3 separate regions of the Homo sapiens genome follow, and all the other regions are linked to region 1. Evidence: read pairs that join two places in POLR2A ChIA-PET (ENCODE). Cell type or tissue: PC-9. All regions are shown on one strand.

Region 1 (4,000 bases):
TAAGTATTAATACATCAAGGTGTAACTATGATTATCTTCAGAGCATATGTTGATACGAGTATCGGGACATGTGGACTCTCCATTGTTGTCGGAGGGTGTCTTTGTAGGCATCTTTAGACTGTTTCCTCAACTGTAAACACACCATGACTATAGGCTGTGACCAGCAAGGAGTGTGCCTTTCTAGCTTTTTGTGTGTGTGTGCCTTTCTAGTTTTAAGATGGGAGTTGATTGGCCAGGTGCTGTGGCTCATACCTATAATCTCAGCACTTTGGGAGGCCGAGTCGGGAGGATTACTTAAGACCAGGAGTTGAGACCAGCCGGGCAACACGGGGAGACCCTATCTCTAAATTAAAAAACAAAACAAAACAAAAAGATGGAGTTGAGTGTAAAATGGTGTCACTCTGGCTCTCCCAAGCTCCTGCTTCCATAGCAGCTCCACACGAACGGAGGCACTGACCAGCCAGAAGTAAGAAACACATGGAGCTGAGTCTGCGGGTGTCGGGGGCCCACTGAATAACGAGTTTTCAGCTTTCATTTCTGCATAGGAGATAATGTTATTTATCTTTTTTTTTTTTTTTTTTTTTTTGAGACTGAGTCTCACTCTGTCGCCCAGGCTGGAGTGCAGTGGCGCGATCTCGGCTCACTGCAAGCTCCGCCTCCCGGGTTCACGCCATTCTCCTGCCTCAGCCTCCCGAGTAGCTGGGATTACAGGCGCCCGCCACCACGCCCGGCTAATTTTTTGTATTTTTAGTAGAGATGGGGTTTCACCGTGTTAGGATGGTCTCCATCTCCTGACCTCATGATCCACCTGCCTCGGCCTCCCAGAGTGCTGGGATTACAAGCGTGAGCCACCTTGCCCGGCCGATAATGTTATTTAAATGCTAAGTTATAAAAACAAGTTAAATTGAAGTTCACATTTTATTTATTTATTTATTTATTTTTGAGATGGAGTCTCACTCTGTCACCCAGGCTGGAGTGCAGTGGCCTAATCTCGGCTCACTGAAACCTCTGCCTCCTAGGTTCAAGTGATTCTCCTGCCTCAGCCTCCTGAGTAGCTGAGATTACAGGCGTGCACTACCATGCCTGGCTAATTTTTGTATTTTTAGTAGAGATGGGGTTTCACCATGTTGGCCAGGCTGGTCTCGAACTCTTAACCTCGGGTGATCCACCTGCCTTGGCCTCCCAAAGTGCTGGGATTACAGGCGTGAGCCACTGTGCCCGGCCGAAGTTCACATATAATTAAAACTCAGTGGTAATGACAGCATTTATTTAGATTTAGAACTTAGACCAATAAAATACTTTTTCAGGGAGGAATGTTTTATCACTGACATTGTTTAGGATTGCTGGCCCAGGGGATAACAAAGAACTTTCGGTTGCTTACTCATTTACAATTCTCTAAGGACAATGCAGCCTCTATTCCCTGCCTTGGCGGTGGTGGGGAAACGGTTTTCACTACCCTGCTATTGCCTACCACTGATAAGAGGCCTACCTTTTTTTATAAAGTGGCGGAAGGGTGACTCGTGTCAAAAGGCTGGCGGGATGCCAGCATGAGTCCTTGGCCCCTCTCCTACTTCGTTCCTATCCTGTCCTGTTCTCCATCTTGCTGTTTGGACAGATGTTGCCATCCTGGACCTTGAGGCTGAGAGACTTGTCCGAGGGGTGGCACACCAGAAGGAGCCTAGGACCCTGGCACTTCATCAGCACTCCATGGAAAGTGCTCCGTCTTCAGACTATGTGAGGGAGAAATAAGATCTCATCTTTTCTGGGGTCTCACTCTCCCACCCAGGCTGAAGTGCGGTGGTGAGATCTCGGCTCACTGTAACCTCCGCCTCCTGGGTTCAAGCAATTCTCCTGCCTCAGCCTCCCGAGTGGCTGGGATTACAGGCGCCTGCCACCACGCCCAGCTAATTTTTGTATTTTTAGTAGAGACAGGGTTTCACCATGTTGGCCAGGCTGGTCTTGAACTCCTGACCTCAAGTTATCCACCCACCTCAGCCTCCCGAAGTGGTGGGATTACAGGCATGAGCCACCATGTCTGGCCCTCTTTTCTGAGGTTTCTGACACTTTCAGGGATCAGGGACATTTATGCCGGAGTCCTGACCTTTAAGCCGAGGTCTGAAGAATGAATAGGTATTTTGTGAGTAAGAAGAGGGAAGAGAATTTCAAGGAGTTGGGGGCTTGGGTAGGAAAGCTAAGAGCCAAGAGACCACATGGTGAGTTTGAGGAACGGAAAGAAGCTTTGGATGGGGGAGCTCAGAGTGCCAGAGTGTCTGGAATAGGAACCCCAGAAGGACTTACTTGTGCAGATGATTGATCTGTGCTCATTGGCATTACCTAACATTCTGTCTGGGAGTTCTGGGGTGCTAGGAGGTTCTCAGAGGCCAGACCAGGAAATCCAGGGCCTCACCTTCCCAGGGTTGCCCCAGGCAACCTCTGTTTGTAAAGAATCCTGTTTATTATCTACTGACTCATGGTCATCTGTGGTTGCTATGGTTCCCACCAACAATGAAGCATAAATCCATTCCTAGAGGGTGGGGTCTGCAAGGTGGGGCTGTCCTCTTCCTTTTCTGGCTCCCAGCTCCTCGCAGCTTCCCAGCCTACAGCAGCAGGGTTGGGGGGTGGGGGGGTTGGGGGAGTGTCTTTGTCTATGGAATCTCAGATGTGGGGCTCCTTGGAAGGGTGGGACAAGGAGCTCAGTGGAGTGAAGGGACAGATCTCTGCAGTCAGGGCTGGGACCACGTCCACTGAGTGAGAGAGAACCGGGCAGCTCTAAGCTGATCAGAAGCCCTGTTCCCTCTGCATAACTAGAGGAGGAGCCCAGGAGATGGAGAGAGAGAGACTCCAGGAAGAGTTAGAGCAGGATTAGGAGACCTGGCCCCTTTCTCCACCAGGGACAAGCAGAGTTTGTTCCCCAAAGTGGTGGCAGATACATAAATGTGAAGCTGGGAGAGGCAGTTGTTTGGCAACAGGCAGAGATGTATATATGTTGTATAAAGGAACCAAGAGAAAGGGAAGCTAGAGGGACAGGTGGACTTTGGAAAGATTATTTCATTTCACACATTTGCACAAAGTCTTATAGGTTACAAAGCATTTGTGCATCTATTTTCTCATTTGCTTGTCACAGAAGCCCTGTGAGGAAGCCAGGGCAAGAAATATCAATCCATTTGAAAATGAGTAAACACTGGCTTATAAAGGTTGCTTAACACAGCCAAGGTCAAAAACAGGACTAGAATTTAGAGCTCCTGGCTCATAGTTCAGTGCTTTCTTTAAACTTTTTTTTTTTTTTTTTTTTTTTTAACAGAGATGGGTCTCTCTGTGTTGCCCAGGCTTGTCTTTAACTCTTAGACTCAAGCAATTCTCCTGCCTTGGCTTTCCAAAGTGTTGGGATTACAGGCTTGAGCCACCACACCTGGCCCAGTGCTCACTCTTTCTTTTCTCTCTTTCTCTCTCTCTCTCTTTCTTTTTTGACAGAGTCTTGAGTCACCACACGTGGCCCAGTGCTCGGTCGCTCCTTCCTTCCTTCCTTCCCTCCCTCCTTCCCTCCCTCCTTCCCTCCTTCCTTCCCTCCTTCTTTCCTTTCTTCCTTCCTTCCCTCCTTCTTTCCTTCCTTTCTCTCTCTCTCTCTCTCTCTCTCTTTCTTTCTTTCTTTTTTTCAGAGTCTTGCTCTGTCACCCAGACTGGAGTGCAATGGCAGGATCTCGGCTCACTGCAACCTCCACCTTCTGGGTTCAAGCAATTCTCCTGCCTCAGCCTCCCAAGTGGCTGGGATTACAGGCACCTGCCACCACGCCCAGCTAATTTTTTTGTATTTTTAGTAGAGATAGGGTTTCACCATGTTGGCCAGACTGGTCTCGAACTCCTAACCTCAGGTGATCCACCCGTCTCGGCCTCCCAAAGTGCTGGGATTACAGGTGTGAGCCACCACGCCTGGCCACCCAGTGCTCTTTCTATCAAATAAATGTCTCAAACTTGGGCTTTCGTGGGTCATTTTAATGGGTGT
Region 2 (4,000 bases), 210 kb before region 1:
GTAATCCCAGCACTTTGGGAGGCCGAGGTGGACAGATCACTTGAGGTCAGGAGATTGAGACCAGCCTGGCCAACATGGTGAAACCCCATCTCTACTAAAAATACAAAATTAGCCAGGTGCAATATTGCATGCCTGTAGTCTCAGCTACTTGGGAGGCTAAGGCCGGAAAATCACTTGAACCCAGCAGGTGGAGGTTGCAGTGAGCCGAGATCGCGCCACCACACTCCATCCTGGGCCACAGAGCAAGACTCTGTCAAAAACAAAACAAAACAAAATAAAAAAACTGTTATGTTACTTGTAAGGCTTCTGGTCAACAGTAGGCTATAAGTGTTTAAGTTTTGGGGCAGTCAAAACTTACATATGCAGATTTTTGACTGCACAGGGGTTGTCATCCCTAACCCCCACGTTGTTCAAGGACCAATGGTATATATATATATATATATCTATATCTATATATATATATATATATATATATATATATATATGTATATATATATGTCAAAACTGAATGAGATAGTCCATGCAAACCAGTCAGAACAACACTTAGCACGCTGTATGGTTTGAATGTGCCCCTCATAATTCATGTGTTGGAAATATAATCCCCAACATGACAGTGTTGGAAGGTGGAGTCTAATGGGAGGTGTTTAGGTTATGAGGGCTCCACCCTCACAAATATATATACATATTTTTGAGACGGAGTCTCGCTCTGTCGCCCAGGCTGGAGTGCAGTGGCATGATGTTAGCTCACTGCAACCTCTGCCTCCTGGGTTCAAGCAATTCAGTGCCTCAGCCTCCCGAGTAGCTGGGATTACAGGTGCCTGCCACCACACCTAGCTAATTTTTCTATTTTTTAGTAGAGACGGGGTTTCACCATCTTTTTTAAAAAAAAAAAAAAAATAGATGGAGTCTCGCTCTGTCACCCAGGCTGAAGTGCAGTGGCACGATCTCGGCTCACTACAACCTCCGGCTCCCAGGTTCAAGTGATTCTCCCGCCTCAGCCTCCTGAGTAGCTGGGATTACAGGCACGCGTCACCACACCCGGCTAATTTTTTGTATTTTTAGTAGAGACGGGGTTTCACCATATTGGCCAGGCTGGTCTCGAACTCCTGACCTTGTGATCTGCCCGCCTCGGCCTCCCAAAGTGCTGGGATTACAGGTGTGAGCCACCGTGCCCAACCCCTCACCGATATATTCATACTATTATAAAAAGGGCTCTGGGGAGTGGGTTCACTTGTGCCCTTCTGCCTTCTGCCCTGTGACAATGCAGCAAGAAGGCCCTTGCCAGTTACTGGTGCATTGATTTGGGACTTCCCAGTCTCCAGAAAAAAATGTGAGCCAATAAATTTCTTTCATTATAAATATCCAGTCTCAGGCATTCAGTTATAACAGCATATTTTTCTCAGTCCATTTTCTATACATCGTATTTCCATTGTTGAGCTTGTATCACATATTCACTTCTCTGTCATGCTTTTTAAAATTTAGCATTACAGTAAGTGTATTAGAAACCTTTGTAGGCCAGACGTGGTGGCTCACGCCTGTAATCCCAACACTTTGTAGGCTGAGGCAGGTGGATCATCAGGTCAGGAGTTCGAGACCAGCCTGACCAACATGGTGAAACCCCGTCTCTAATAAAAATACAAAAAAAAAAAAAAAAAAAAAGCCAGGTGTGGTGGCATGCGCCTGTAATCCCAGCTGCTCAGGAGGCTGAGGCAGGAGAATCGCTTGAACTGAGGAGGTTGCAGTGAGCCGAGATAGTGCCACTGTATTCCAGCCTGGGTGACAGAGTGAGACTCCGTCTCAAAAAAAAAGCAACAACAACAACAACAACAAAAACACCTTTGTAAACAATTTTTTTTGAGACAGGGTTTGTTGTGTTGCGCAGGCCGAAGTGCAGTGCAGGATCATAGCTTACTGCAGCCTCAAACTTCTGGGTTCAAGCGATCCTCCTGCCCCAGCCTTCTGAGTAGCTGGGACTACAGGCAGTGCCACCACACTCGGCCTTATATCTATCTTAATTTACTATTCCCCTATTGTTAGATACTGTGATACTTGTAACTTATTCCACTAATTAACAACAACAACAACACATACTCCCCTGGCAAATCTAGGTTAAACCAACTTTCTGGTTACTCCATTCATGTGACCACACAAATAAAAATGGCCTGAGAAAAACACAGAAACAAGCTGACTAGTCTTACGTTAAACTCATGACTACTAACCTGAAGTGGGCATTCGTACTCCCAAGTCTATTCGTTTTCTTCTAGGCAATTATTTCACACCTATCCTCTGCTCATAACACCATGACCTTCTTCCCAAACTCACTCTCAGTTAAAGGCTTTCCCTTCCTATTGAGGAAACAGAAGCAGACAGAAGAGAACTTTCAACTGCCCCAAGCTCTATATTTACCTGCACTAGTTGCATCTATGCCCATACATACACTCTGCCTTTTTTTTTTGCTACTGTGGATAAACTGTCCATGTTCTGATAAAGCCATCTCCTCCCCGTGTACCAGATCACGTACTCTCTTACCTACTAAAGGCACTGCTCCAACAACTGTTCCCTCTTCCTTCTGCAGCATCAGCTTTTCCCTCTCTGATCATTCCTACTCAATATAGACACACATAATGCTGCCCATCTTAAAAGAAATACATTATGTAAATTCATCATCTCTAATCTCTGTCATTCCATTTTCTTAAAAACCTATTCCTAGCAGGCTTTTGCCCCCACCATCTCCTGAAACAGCTTTGTCAAGGTTACCAGTGACTATGACATCAATAAATCCAGTAGTTAATCTGCAGTTGACCTCTCTTTTGTTTTTGAAACACTCTCTTTATTTAGCGTCCATTTAGCTCCTTCATTCGCTTTCTGCCCCAATGACTGCTTCTTAATTTCTTCTACTGGTTCTTCTTCATCCTCCTAGCCTCTAAATGCTGGACTGTCTCAGGTCTTGGTCTTCAAACTGCTGCTCTTCTCCATCTACACTCACTGCAATCTCATGGCTTTAAGTGCTGTCTACACGCTGAGTATTAAATCCTAAATGTGTATCTTTAGCTGACAACCTCTCCCTTGAACTCTGCACTCACATAACCAACAATCTAAACCTCTCCCTCCCATATGCTACCCCATCTCAGTAAATGGCAACTTCATTCTTCTAGTTGCTCAAGTCAAAAAGCCTTGTAAGGCCGGGTGTGGTGGCCCACGCCTGTAATCCCAACATTTTGGGAGGCCGAGGCAGGCAGATCACTTGAGGCCAGAAGTTCAAGACCAGACTGGACAACACGGCAAAACCGCATCTCTACTAAAAATACAAAAATTAGCCAGGTGTCGTGACCCTGGGAGGCGGAGCTTGCAGTGAACCGAGATGGTGCCACTGCACTCCAGCCTGGGCGAGAGAGCGAGACTCTGCCTAAAAAAAAAAAAAAAAAAAAAAAAAAAAAAAATTAGCCAGGCGTGGTGGTGCACACCTGTAATCCTAGATACTCAGGTGGCTGAGGCATGAGAATTGCTTGAACCTGGGAGGCAGAGGTTGCAGCGAGCCAAGATCACGCCACTGCACGCCAACCTGGGTGACAGAGCCAACAGAGCAAGACTGTCAAAAAAAAAAAAAAAAAGCCTTGTAATCATTCTCATCTCAGATTCCTTTACTAACCCTATAATCCAATCCAATCCATCAGCATTCCTGTAAAAGCTCTACTTTGAAAATATATCCTGAGTCGTTTTATCACCACTTCCCCTGCTATCCCTCCAGTCCAATCTACTTGGTATTACTGTATTAGCCACTTAACTAGTATCCCTGCTTCTCTCCTTGCCTCTTATAGTCTCTGCTCAACACAGTCGCCAGTGAATCTTTTAAAATGTCAGACCATGTCACTCCCATGCTCAAAACCCAATGGCTTTCAAGTTCATTCACACTGAAGTTCAAGTTTTTGCCATGATCTACGAGGCTCTAGAGATCAGTGCTTCTCAAGCTTATAATTGCATCCAAATTGCCTGGGGGAAT
Region 3 (4,000 bases), 410 kb before region 1:
TGGGGAAACCCTGTCTCTACTAAAAATACAAAAATTAGCCAGGCGTGGTGGCGTGCGCCTGTAATCCCAGCTACTCAGGAGGCTGAGGCAGGAGAATCGCTTGAACCAGGGAGGCAGAGATTTGGGTGAACTAAGATTGTGCCACTGCACTCCAGCCTAGGTGACAGAGCAAGACTCCACCTCAAAAATAAATAAATAAATAAATAAATAAAACTTTAAAAAGTTGGTGAAAATTGAAAACAATTTGGCATTCTTTCTCAAAGCTTTCTTTTTTTTCTTTTTTCTTTTTTTTTAGACAGAGTCTTGCTCTGTCACCCAGGGTGGAGTGCAGTGTTGCAATCTCGGCTCACTGCAACCTCTGCCTCCAAGTTCAAGCAATTCTCCTGCCTCAGCCTCCTGATTAGCTGGGATTACAGGCATGTGCCACCATGCCTGGCTAATTTTTTTGTATTTTTAGTAGAGTTGGGGTTTCATCATGTTGGCCAGGCTAATCTCGAATTCCTGACTGCAAGTAATCCACCCAACTCAGCCTCCAAAGTGCTGGGATTAGGGGCGTGAGCCACCGTGCCCAGCCAAAGCGCCCAGCCAAAGCTGATTTTTCTTTCTTTTCTTTTCTTTTTTTTTTTTTTGAGACAGGGTCTTGCTCTATCGCCCAGGCTGGAGTGCAGTGGCATGATCTTGGCTCACTGCAAACTCCGCCTCCCAGGTTCACGCCATTCTCCTGCCTCAGCCTCCTGAGTAGCTGGGACTACAGGCACCCCCCACCGCGCCCTGCTAATTTTTTGTATTTTTAGTAGAGACGGAGTTTCACCATGTTAGCCAGGATGGTCTCAATCTCCTGACCTCATGATCCACCCAACCTCAGCCTCCCAAAGTGCTGGGATTACAGGGGTGAGCCACGTGTCAGGCCAGCAACGTTTATAATAGCAAAAAAAAAAAAAAAAAAAAAAAACCAATTCATAAATACGTCAACAGAATAGACAAAGTATGATATATTTGGTATATTCACTCAGTAGCACTTTACCTTCCAGTGAAAACATATGAACTGCAGTCACATGGAACAATATGGCTAAATCCTGGAAATGTAATAGTGAGTGAAAAAGCAAGTAAACAGTGCTAGAAGGCTACATATAATATTTTATTTATTTATTGAGACAAGGTCTGGCTCTGTGGCCCAGGCTGGAGTGCAGTGGTGCAATCTCGACTCACTGCAGCCTCAACCTTGCACGCTCAAGTGGTCCTCCCACCTCAGCCTCCAAATAGCTAGGATTACAGGTGCGTGCCACCATGCCTGGCTAATTTTTGTATTTTTTGTAGAGATGGGGTTTTGCCACATTGCCCAAGCTGGTCTCCAACTCCTGGACTCAGGCAATCCACCCATCTCATCCTCCCAAAGGGCTGGGATTACAGGTGTGAGGCACTGCGCCTGGCCATATTTATTTATGTTTTAAGACAGTCTCGCTCTGTCACCCAGGTTGAAGAGCAATGGTGCAATCATAGCTCACTGCAGCCTCAACTTCTGGGGCTGAAGAGATCCCCCCATCTCAACCTCACAAGCAGATGGGACCACAGGCATGTGCCACCACATGCGGCTATTTTTTTTTTTTTTTTTGGCAGAGACAGAGTCTCCTATGTTGCCCAGGCTGGTCCATCTTGAACTCCTGGGCTCAAATAATCCTTCTGCCTCAGCCTCCCAAAGTCCTGGGATTACAGGTATAAGATGCCATGCCCAGCCAGTTATTTTTTAGAGATAGAGTCTAGTTCTGTCGCCTATCTGGGAATGCAGTGTTGAAATCATAGTTCACTGCTGCCTAGAACTCCTAGGCTCATGGGAATCCTCCTGCCTCAGCCTCCTGACCTGAGTAGCTGGGACTATGGGCGTGTGCCACCAGCCCAGCTAATTTTTGATATTATTATAGAGGCTATGTTGCCCAGGCTAATTTTTTTTAATTTTTTATTTATTTATTTATTTTCGAGATGGAGTCTTGCTCTGTCACCCAGGCTGGAGTGCAGTGGCACGATCTTGGCTCACTGCAACCTCCGCCTCCCAGGTTCAAACAATTATCCTGCCTCAGCCTCCTGAGTAGCTGGGATTATAGGTGCCTACCACCACACCCGGATAATTTTTGTATTTTTAGTAGAGATGGGGTTTCACCATGTTAGGCAGGCTGGTCTAGAACTCCTGACCTTGTGATCCGCCTGCCTCGGCCTCCTAAAGTGCTGGGATTACAGGTATGAGCCACCACACCCATCCATTTTTATTCTTTTACTTATTTTTTATTTTTTTTTTTTTTTTGAGACGGAGTCTCGCTGTCACCCAGGCTGGAATGCAGTGGCACAATCTCGGCTCACTGCAACCTCTGCTTCCTGGGTTCAGGCGATTCTCCTGCCTAAGCCTCTTGAATAGCTGGGATTGCAAGCACGTGCCACTATGCCCAGCTAATATTTGTATTTTTAGTAGAGACGGGGTTTCACCATGTTGGCCAGGTTGGTTTCAAACTCCTGACCTCGTAATCCGCCCACCTTGGCCTCCCTAAGTGTTGGGATTACAGGCGTGAACCACCGTGCCCAGCCTAATTTTTATTTTTGGAGACAGTGTTTTGCTTTCTCCCAGCCTGGAGGGCAGTGGTGCAATCATAGCTTACTGCAGCCTCAAACTCCTGAGCTCAAGCAATTCTCCCACCTCTGCCTCCTGAGAAGCTGGGAATACAAAAAAAAAATTAAAATAAAAAAACACCAGAGTTTCACTCGTCACCCAGGCTGGAGTGCAATGGCACGATCTCGGCTCACTGCAACCTCCACCTCCCAGGTTCAAGCGATTCTCCTGCCTCAGCTTCCCAAATAGCTAGAATTACAGGCACCCACCACCATACCTGGCTAATTTTTGTATTGTTAGTAGAGACGGGTTTTCACCATACTGGCCAGGCTAAGTCTCGAACTTCTGACCTCAGGTGATCTACCCACCTTGGCCTCCCAAATTGCTGGGATTACAGGTGTGAGCCACCACACCTGGCCTAATTTTTTAAATTTTTCATAGAGATGACATTTTACTATGTTGCCCAAACTGGTCTGAAACTCCTGAAGTTAAGCAATCCTCCCACTTTGGCCTCCCAAAGTGCTGGGATTACAAGTGTGAGCCACTGTGCCTGCCCGCTCTATTTTTCTGATTTATGAAAAAATGGAATGCTTCATGAAGGTGCGTGTCCTCCTTGTGGAGGGGCCATGCTAATCTGTGTCATTCTGTGTCTGGAATTGGTGGGTTCTTGGTCTCACTGACTTCAAGAATGAAGCCGTGGACCCTGGCGGTGAGTGTTACAGCTCTTAAGGTGGTGCGTCTGGAGTCTGTGCCTCCCGATGTTCAGATGTGTTCAGAGTTTCTTCCTTCCCGTGGGTTCGTGGTCTCGTTGGCTCAGAAGTGAAGCTACAGACCTTCACGGTGAGTGTTACAGCTCTTAACGCAGTGCGTCTGGAGTTGTTCGTTCCTCACGGTGGGCTCATGGTCTGGCGGGGCTCAGGAGAGAAGCTGCAGATCTTCGCAGTGCGTGTTACAGCTCATAAGAGCAACGCGCACCCAAAAACTGAGCAGCAGCAAGATTTATTGCAGAGTGAAAGAACAAAGCCTCCACAATGTCAAAGGAGACCAGAGCGTGTTGCCAATGCTGGCTCAGGCAGCCTGCTTTTATTCTCTTATCCAGCCCCACCCACATCCTGCTGATTGGTAGAGCCCAGTGGCCTGTTTTGACAGGGTGCTGATTGGTGCATTTACAATCCCTGAGCTAGATACAAAGGTTCTCCACGTCCCCATCAGATTAGTTAGATACAGAATATGGACACAAAGGTTCTCCAAGGCCCCACCAGAGCAGCTAGATACAGTGTCGATTGGTGCACTCACAAACCTTGAGCTAAACACAGGGTGCTGATTGGTGTGTTTACAATCCCTGAGCTACACATAAAGACTCTCCACGTCCCCACCAGACTCAGGAGCCCAGCTGGCTTCACC

What was found. Peaks named below come from ENCODE experiments on the same cell type or tissue, not always from the same donor. Only the 100,000 strongest peaks of a DNase experiment are listed, where the experiment ranks them.
Region 2: POLR2A ChIA-PET joins it to region 1 with 6 read pairs; 4 of 35 experiments call an interaction of 5 or more read pairs at or near these places.
Region 3: POLR2A ChIA-PET joins it to region 1 with 5 read pairs; 2 of 35 experiments call an interaction of 5 or more read pairs at or near these places.

What each region holds. Positions count from the first base shown.
Region 1 is chr12:6,293,796-6,297,795 of GRCh38, reverse strand. It overlaps LOC105369625 (a long non-coding RNA gene), which reads left to right and starts at 2,389. Exons shown (of 5, transcript XR_001748979.2): 1 at 2,389-2,545. RefSeq lists an enhancer at 1,643-2,143. In PC-9, no CTCF peak of the experiment used is centred here; DNase peaks (open chromatin) are centred at 1,435, 2,435 and 3,185; H3K4me3 peaks cover 425 bases; H3K27ac peaks cover 3,129 bases.
Region 2 is chr12:6,500,668-6,504,667 of GRCh38, reverse strand. The region is part of intron 2 of NCAPD2 (non-SMC condensin I complex subunit D2); the gene reads right to left. Among named protein-coding and RNA genes, the nearest start is that of NCAPD2, 8.6 kb to the right of the region's middle. In PC-9, no CTCF peak of the experiment used is centred here; no DNase peak of the experiment used is centred here.
Region 3 is chr12:6,708,725-6,712,724 of GRCh38, reverse strand. It overlaps the pseudogene RNU6-781P. Among named protein-coding and RNA genes, the nearest start is that of PIANP, 9.9 kb to the right of the region's middle. In PC-9, no CTCF peak of the experiment used is centred here; no DNase peak of the experiment used is centred here.